Linked DNA regions of Homo sapiens: region 1 is linked to region 2. Evidence: read pairs that join two places in POLR2A ChIA-PET (ENCODE). Cell type or tissue: IMR-90. All regions are shown on one strand. Links, peaks and the distances in the headings refer to the core of each region. The heading gives the core; the rest is flanking DNA.

Evidence for each region. ChIA-PET counts read pairs that join two places held together with the same protein. Peaks named below come from ENCODE experiments on the same cell type or tissue, not always from the same donor. Only the 100,000 strongest peaks of a DNase experiment are listed, where the experiment ranks them.
Region 1: POLR2A ChIA-PET joins it to region 2 with 5 read pairs; 4 of 35 experiments call an interaction of 5 or more read pairs at or near these places.

The regions. Positions count from the first base shown.
Region 1 is chr17:35,518,468-35,522,860 of GRCh38, forward strand. It overlaps SLFN12L (schlafen family member 12 like), which reads right to left. Exons shown (of 5, transcript NM_001363830.2): 2 at 3,812-4,393. The coding sequence starts at 3,897. Among named protein-coding and RNA genes, the nearest start is that of SLFN12L, 17 kb to the right of the region's middle. In IMR-90, for the core only: no CTCF peak of the experiment used is centred there; no DNase peak of the experiment used is centred there; H3K27me3 peaks cover 389 bases.
Region 2 is chr17:35,344,415-35,348,807 of GRCh38, forward strand. It overlaps the pseudogene LOC101060119. Among named protein-coding and RNA genes, the nearest start is that of SLFN11, 27 kb to the right of the region's middle. In IMR-90, for the core only: no CTCF peak of the experiment used is centred there; no DNase peak of the experiment used is centred there; H3K4me3 peaks cover 815 bases; H3K27ac peaks cover 759 bases.

The DNA of each region.
Region 1 (4,393 bases), core at 236-4,235, 170 kb after region 2:
TTGAAGCCAGGAGGCAGAGGTTGCAGTAAGCCGAGATCGTGCCACTGCACTCCAGCCTGGGAGACAGAGTGAGACTGTATTTAAAAAAAAAAAAAAAAAGACATTTATGCACCGAACAAACATGAAAAAAAGCTTACCATCACAGGTCATTAGAGAAAAGCAAATCAAAACCACAATGAGATAGCATCTCACACCAGTTAGAATGACGATTATTAAAAAGTCAGAAAACAACAGATGCTGGAGAGGATGTGGAGAAATAGGAACACTTTTACATTGTTGGTGGGAGTGTAAATTAATTCAACCATTGTGGAAGACAGTGTGGCAATTCCTCAAGGATCTAACACCAGAAATACCATTTAACCAAGCAATCCCATTACTGGGTATATACCCAAAGGATTATAAATCATTCTACTATAAAGACACATGCACACATATGTTTACTGCAGCACTATTTACAATAGCAAAGACTTGGAACCAACCCAAATGCCCATCAATGATAGACTGGATAAAGAAAATGTGGCACGTACACACTATGCAGCCATAAAAAAGAATGAGTTCATGTCCTTTGCAAAGACGTGGATGAAGCTGGAAGCCATGATTCTCAGCAAACTAACACAGAAACAGAAAACCAAACACCACATGTTCTCACTTATGAGTGGGAGTTGAACAATAAGAACACACGGACACACAAAGGGGAACATCACACACTGGGGCCTGTCAGAGGGTAGGGGGGCAAGGAGAGGGAGAGCATTAGGACAAATACTTAATGCATGCACGGCTTAAAATCTAGATGACAGGTTGATGGGTGCAGCAAACTACCATGGCACATGTATACCTATGTAACAAACCTGCACGTTCTGCACATGTATCCCAGAACTTAAAGCAAAATAAAATAAATAAAAAAGAAAGAGCTTCCAATGGCTAATACTAGAACAATTTGAGGAACTAAATAATGTAATATTGAAATATAACCCAAAATATTAAATAAATACCTATAAGTTCATTCATACAAGTAAAAGATTGAATGAATGAGTAAATGGAGAAAAGACAAGTCTCCTATACAGAAGAATTCCAAATAACTTATGTATAATAGCTACATCCTCTCTCCCCACATCAAGGAAGTGGCACTTCAATCCCCACCCTTTGAGTGTGAACTGCACTTATGACACCTGAGGGAGGAAAAGTAAATACGGTGGATCAACCTGGCAAACACTTTCTGACTCATACAGTCAAGGTTAATATCCACATGATAAGACATGTCGATCGCATACACCCCTGATATGATATGATGACAATTACAGTTCATCCCTGTGGTCTTCCTCTTGAAAATCTTGAGTATGAAAAATAAAATCCTAAGCCCCCCAACCACTGAACAGACCCTCTCTTGGCCAAGGGGACCCCAGAAAAACCTTAAAAGTTGAATTTGCAAGCATAATGGAATGGCAGGTCAGCCGCACCTCATTATAACCGCTCTCTTTTGCAGTTTAGACACAACAACTGACCAGCACTCAGGTTAAAATAAACATCATAAGACCGATGGAACAGTCTCTTCGTGGCAATAAGATACCAAGTTGTAAATAGGACCTAAAGCCTTGACAGGCAAGAATTGAGTCACGCGTCCCTACACTTAAAGAATAAACTATGTTCTAATAGCCACAAGCTTTTTCTTTTCTTCTATCAGCTAAACAAACACTGGCCTGGAGATAAGCAATATTAAAACAACTGCAGCGCATCCACTGCCAGACATGAACCAACTGACCACCTGCTCCACCAGCCCTAACTACAGCTTTGACTGGACAAGAGACTGATTTTAGTAACTTTCTTCTGATAACAAGACCACCAACCATGGACTGCTTCTGGCTGGTTTCGATTCTGAGCACTTGAGTGCCTTCTTCTCCTGAAAAGACTTTTGATGTGTAAGGTCTAATTGTAATAGATATAAAAGTTAAAACATATAGGGTCTAATTGTAATAATTATAAAGTTTAGTCTCTACTGGCTGGGCACGATGGCTCATGCCTGTAATCCCAACACTTTGGGAGGCCAAGACGGATGGATCACCTGAGGTCAGGAGTTCAAGACCAGCCTGGCCAACATGGCAAAACCCGTACTCTATTAAAAACACAAAAATTAGACAGGGTTGGTGATGCACGCCTGTAGTCCCAGCTACTCGGGAGGTTGAGGCAGGAGAATTTGCTTGAACCCAGGAGGCAGCAGTTGCAGTGAGCCGAGATCATACCACTGCACTCCAGCCTGGGCGACAGAGCAAAACTCGGTCTCAAAAAAAAAAAAGTTGTCTCTACTAAAAAGTGACCATGGGACACTACACACAATAAGCATGTTTACTCTCCATGCACATGCACAACCCCCTCTCAGGAGTATTCATATCTCCTCCTATAACCTGCTGAATATATATACTGCCCAAGCCATTCAGCACAAATCCCTGTTCCATCCTCCCTTCTCTCAAAGTGCTGCCTTTCTGTCTAAGCTTCCCCCCAATCAGGATGGCCAGCCTGCAAGTTGTAACACTTTATAATAAATAAAATATCTTTTCTAAACTTATAAATTGTGTGATTTTTAAGTTGACAACCTATAACTCCAGCCTAACTATGAGAAAAACATCAGACAAACCCAAAAGGGACATTCTACAAAGTGCCTGAACAGGGCTTCTCAAAACTATCCAGGTCTTCAAAAATAAAGTCTGAAAAATTATCACAGATCCAAGGAAGCTAAGGAGACATAACTACTAAATGTCATATGGCATCCTGGATGGGATCCTGGAACAGACAAGCAGAGTAGGAGAAAACTGGGAAATCCAGATAAATTGCGGAGTTTAGTTCACAGCAATGTACTATGGTTGTGAAAAGTGAACCACAGTAATGTGGTAATGAAAGAGGGAACTGAGTGAAGGGTACACAGGAACTTTCTGTACTATCTTTGCAACTTTTCTGTAAGTCTATGAATATTTTAAAATAAAAAGTTAACTTAAATTTTAAAAGCATTTTGTTTTATTTTACCATGGCTGGGTGGATTTTCAGATCTTTAATAGAGTAAGTCCCAGCTAGCTAAAGCCAGATTGCAGAGATAGGCAGGCACCATCAAAACCCAATTGAGCCTGGCACAGTGGCTCATGCCTACAATTCCAGCAATTGGGGAGGCTGAGGCAGGAGGATCACTTCAGCCCAGGAGTTCAGGGATATGGTGAACTATGATCACTCCAGCTTGAGCTACATAATTGTTTTTACAAAAATATTTTTAAATTATCCAGGCATGATGGCAGGCAACTGGGTCCTAGCTACTCAGGAAGCTGAGGTGAGAGGATTGCTTGAGCTCAGGAAGTTGAGGCTACAGTGAGTCATGATGGTGCCACTGTACTCCAGCCTGGGTGACAGAGCAAGACTCTGTCTCAAGAAAATGAAAAATGACCCGAGTCGGTTTTCTTTAGCTAAAAAAGGTAGAAAATGGACACAGGAAAGGGAACATCACACACACCGGGGCCTGTTGTGGGGTGAGGGGAGAGGGAGGGATAGCATTAGGAGATATACCTAATGTTAAATGACGAGTTGATGGGTGCAGCACACCAGCATGGCACATGTATACATATGTAACAAACCTGCACGTTGTGCACATGTACCCTACAACTTAAAGTATAATAAAAAAAAGGTAGAAAAAATTACCCCATTGTGCTCTCCTAAACACAGTTTGTTGTCACAGATAATTTTACCACTTAATTTTCAAGGGACAAGGTGACTTAGCAGAGAAAATTAAACCCAGATTAAATAATACTTAGAGACATAAGGTCCAACTGCTTACCTGATGAAATTCCTCAGAAACTGACTTTCACAAATGTAGAGAATTCTGTGTGCCTCACAGTGAAACACATTCCTGATCTTCTCCATGATCTTCATGGCCATGATGGTCTTTCCTAAGCCAGGTAAGCCATGGACAAACAATTCTCTGTTCTTGTGGAAGCTTCTGGAGAATATCTCATACTGCTGGGCTGTGAGCAGATTTAAAACCTCATAGCTGCACAGGTCACTCAAGAGAGACCTGAAGCCGAGCAAGACAATCACGAGGGACTGCAGCAGGGCTTCCAATGTGCTGGGTGCCTGCAAAACTATAGGACGCAGGGTAATCCATCGGAGACACTGCAGCCTCCAAAGCCTCTGCGCTGCTCTCAGGACTCAGGCAGAGGACCTTGGCCCTGACACACACCTCCCCAGTGTAGCCCCCCATGTTCACCAGCTTCTGCTTCAAAGTAAGGGCAGTGCAAGTGCAGTAGTCCTGGCCCTGCCAGGGCTGTTCTATGCTATCAGCAGAGCATCACAGATGACTCCTGGCTTCTCCTGCAAATTCAGGTCCACAGCCTAGCTTCTAGAGAGGATCACAATTCCC
Region 2 (4,393 bases), core at 299-4,298:
TTGGGTGTCAAGCTGAAAACAAGAGAACTGTGCTGTCATCTGAGGAGAATGTAATCACTCCTTCCACAACTGTTGCATGTCCCTGTGGGTACAACAGAGCAATCACTGACCTCTCTGCCAGCAAGACTGGATGGTCTAAAGAATAAGAGACGGAGAGTAGCAGAAGGCTTTCTTAGTGCACTTGCCCTAACCCTTGGTGGATCTTGTTATCAAGTGTCCAACAAAGGCTGGAACATTCCAGGGGATTAATTCTTCAAATAGGACACCATGAATCTGTCCTTTGGAAACTCATCAAGGCAGAATTTACAATTTCATCAGTTTTATTTTCAGGAATTCTCTACAATTAAGAAGATAATTTACTAAAAACAGTCTTTCCTACCTCTGAGGTGTGTGTCACACACACTGATTAGAAGTGCTATAGAAAAGAAAATTCCAAATCGAATGACCTTCAAAATTTGCCTGTTAATACCCAGGTGTGGAAACAGTTCCATTCATTCAGAGAACTTTTGTATGCTTGTGGTTGATCAGTTTTAAAAAAAGAGAATAGTAATAAATAAAGTACAGTTTAAAACCCAGAATGGGCAGGGTATGGTGGCTCATGCCTGTAATCCCAACAGGTGTGACTAGGATGAGAGGAGTGACACAGGGCCCGGCAAATGCAAAGTTGGATCCTCTCTTCATTTAGCATTTTTATATTTTATTCATCAGAAATGTTTGCATTAATTTTGATTTTAAAATATTGTTTATCTTGGTCACTGAGAGGTGGTGTTTCTTTGGTGCCCCCTTCAATTTTGCACTAGCAGGTGCCTCACTCTCCTGCCTCACTCTCCTTACCCAGCCCTCCCCATAGGCTCATTGTCTTAAGTGCGGTGATGATTTCAAGGGATTCTACATAGGCCGATATCCATCATTTTGTACACTTTAAACAAGTGCAATTTCATGTATATCGATTATAGCTCAATACAGTTATTTTTATAGTAATATATAAAGCAATAGAGCACAGGCTCTGTGCACTGGTCGCCTTTTCCCTGCAGCTGTGGTCTCCGTCCTAGTTTCTCGCATCTCCAGAATCCAAAGACCAAGACAATTCCCCAGGGTAATGCTGTCGGCGCAGGACCCGAGACTCCTGCTGCAGGCATCTTCTTTGGCTCCTCCTGAGGTGGGTGCTGCGCTCAGAGGCTTAGGCCCGCACCCACCTCCCTAACCCACGCCCCTCCGCAGCCGCCTGCTGCTCGCGCGCTGCAGAGATTGATGCCCACCCACCCCTTTTCCGGGCAGGCGAGGATTAGACAGGGTCCAACCCCAGGGGACGCTGGCCTTCAAGCCCACCAACAACTGGTCAGAGTGAGGATCCCCAGATCCGCCGGGATGAGGGGAGAATCTGAAGTTCGCAGGGTCTGCGAAATAGGCTGGAGAAAGCTCATTTACAGAGAAAAAAAAAAGACGCGGAACTGTCTTCAGGGCCCTCAGAAGTGGTTTAAATTCTCCGCAAGGAAACCGAGGCGGGTACTGAGGTCGGTCTCGCCCTTTCCAGGGCGCGCAGTGAGGTCACCCCGGGAACGGCTGTCACCGCGGGAGGAGAGCAGCCCAGGGAACTAAAGACGAGTCCAGTTACCAGGGAAATGTCCTGAACACGTGTGGTCATCCCTGCCGGAATGAGGTTGAGTGATTCCTTAGGTCAGGCACTGCGGTTAAGTCCTGCAATCCCAGCAAATTCACAGGCAGAGGCAGAGGCGGGAGGATTTTTTTTTTTTTTAAATTAACCAGGCCTGGTGGCCCTAATCTGTAGTGCTAACTACTCAGGAAGCTAAGGCAGGAGGATCCCTTTAGCTCAGGAGCTGGAGGCTGCAGTGAGCCGTGATTGCGCCACTGCACTACAGCCTGGGCGACAGAGCTAGTTCCTGTTTCAAAAAAGAAAAAATTCCTCAAATGTTAATTATGAAATATTTCAGAAGTACGAAAAAGTGTACCACCACCGGCGCTACCACTTCCACCTTGGCAAGTGAAGCCCCACTACAATGGAAGCGTCGGGCGTATCCTCCCGGGCCTCTTTCCCTCCCTCCCCGGCCCTTCCCTCTTCCGATTTCCCTCCCGCCCTTTCCCCTCCCTCCCCTCCTGACCTCGACTTCCTTCCCTTCTCTGTCTAAGGGGCAGGGCGGAAGATCGAGCCTCAACGCTGCCCCACACCCACGCTGGATTTAAAGCCCACGCTGTAGGCGTCTGTCTCCGCGGTGGCAGCGTTTTCCTGTCCTCTCCAGGACTGGGAGAGTGCAGCGCTCCTCGTTCCCTTTCCTGGTGCAGGAAAGTGAGACCGCCTTCAGCCTTCTCTCTGCGCCTCCCCAGACCCTCATCTCTCCAGTGATTCTTATGGCCCTGCCCTGGGAGGGGGTCACCCATTCAGCAAAAAGTCACCGAGGGCCCAAAAGGTTTTGCCAGAGAAATAGGACGGCTGAAAATGTTACCCTGATGGTACAAACGGAATAACCCCGTAGGCACACATAATTAGCTGTTTTCTGAGGGTATCAAAAGCCACTATGGGTGGAGTGCCTCACGCCTGTAATCCCAGCACTTTGGGAGGCCAAGGTGAGAGGATCGCTTGAGGGGAGTTCAAGACGAGCGTGGACAATTCTGAGGGACCCCGTAGCTACAAAAAAAAAAAAAATTTTAGCCAAATATGGTGAGCATGCCTGTAGTACCAGCTACTGAGGAGCCTGAGGTGCGAAGATCACATGATCCCAGGAGTTTGAGACCAGCTTGGGCAACAAAGGGAGACCTCCTCTCTACAAAAAAGAGAAACAAAATTAGCCAGGCTTGGTGGCCAGCGCCTGTAGTCCTAACTACTCAGAAGGCTGAGGTGGGAGGATCCCTTGAGCCCAGAGTTTCCAGGCTGTAGTGACCGCACTCCAGCCTGGGCAACAGAGCAAGACCCTGTCTCAAAAAAAAAAGAAAAAAAAAGAAAAGCCAATGCATACTGCTGGTGAGGCAGGATAGTTAGGCAAGGAAGTAACCATGTTTTCTGGAAGCAGCAGCCATGGTTATAAAATAACTATCATATGATCCAGCAATCCCATTTCTGGTTAATTAAATTTCAATTGCAAGCACCCTTTTCTGGGTATATATCTAAAAGATGTGAAATCAGTATGTCAAAGAGGTATCTACGCTCCCATGTTCATTGTAGTATTGTTAATAATTACCAAGATGTGGAATTAAACTATCCATTGATGCATGAACAGATACAGAAAATGTGTTACATACACACATACACACACTCTCAAATACACACCACACAAAATGAAATACTCTTCAACCTTAGAAAAGAAGAAAATCCTGTCATTTGCAACAACATGGATGAACTTGGAGGACATTAAGCTAAGTGAAATAAGCCAGGCACAGAAGGACAAATACTGCATGATTCCAATTATATGTGGAATCTAAAATAGTTGAACTCATGGAAGCAGAGGGTAGAAGAATGCCAGGGGCCGGCTGGGGGACAAAGGTCAGGGAATGGGGAGATGTTGGTCAAAGGATACAAGGTTTCAGTTAGGATGAATAAGTTCTGGAGATCAGTTGTACAGCATGGTGACTACAGAGAATAATAATGTATTGTATACTTAAGGGTATTAGAAACCAAGATCTGGATCCCCATTGCTATTTATTTGTTTGTTTAATTTGTTGATGTTGACTGTGGTGGATTTTTTTTTTTTTTTTTTTTTTTGAGACAGTGTCTTGCTTTGTCACCCAGGCTGGAGTGCAGTTGTGCAATCTCGGCTCACTGCAACCTTTGCCTCCCAGGTTCAAGTCTTTCTCATGCCTCAGCCTCCTGAGTAGCTGGGACTACAGGCTTGTGCCACCATGCTCGACTGAATTTTTTTGTATTTTTAGTAGAGGTGGGGTTTCACTATATTGGCCAGGTTGGTCTCAAACTCCTAGCCTCAAGTGACCTGCCCACCTCAGCCTCCCAAAGTACTGGGATTACAAGCGTGAGCTACCACACTCTATCTGTTATGACTTTTGCCAGATATCCTGTATATGCCTAATACTAGAACAATCTGAGCATCTAAATAAATAATGTAGCGTTGGAATATAACACAAAGTATTAAATAAATATCTATAAGTCCATTCTTACAAGTAAATGAAGAATTCCAAATAATTTATATAGATAAATTATTTTGTAGGATATATAGACATTGGCCCCCTCAAGAAAGTGGAGCTTCAATCCTCACCCTTTGAGTGTGAGCTGCACTTAGCAACATAGGAGGAAGGAAAAGTAACTTCACTGTAGAGAAACCTGGCAAACACTTCCTCTGTCAGCTGGTCAAGGTTGATATCATGAGTGATAAGGCATGTTGATAGCATATACCCTTGATGTGATGTGATGAGAATACCTCTTCAT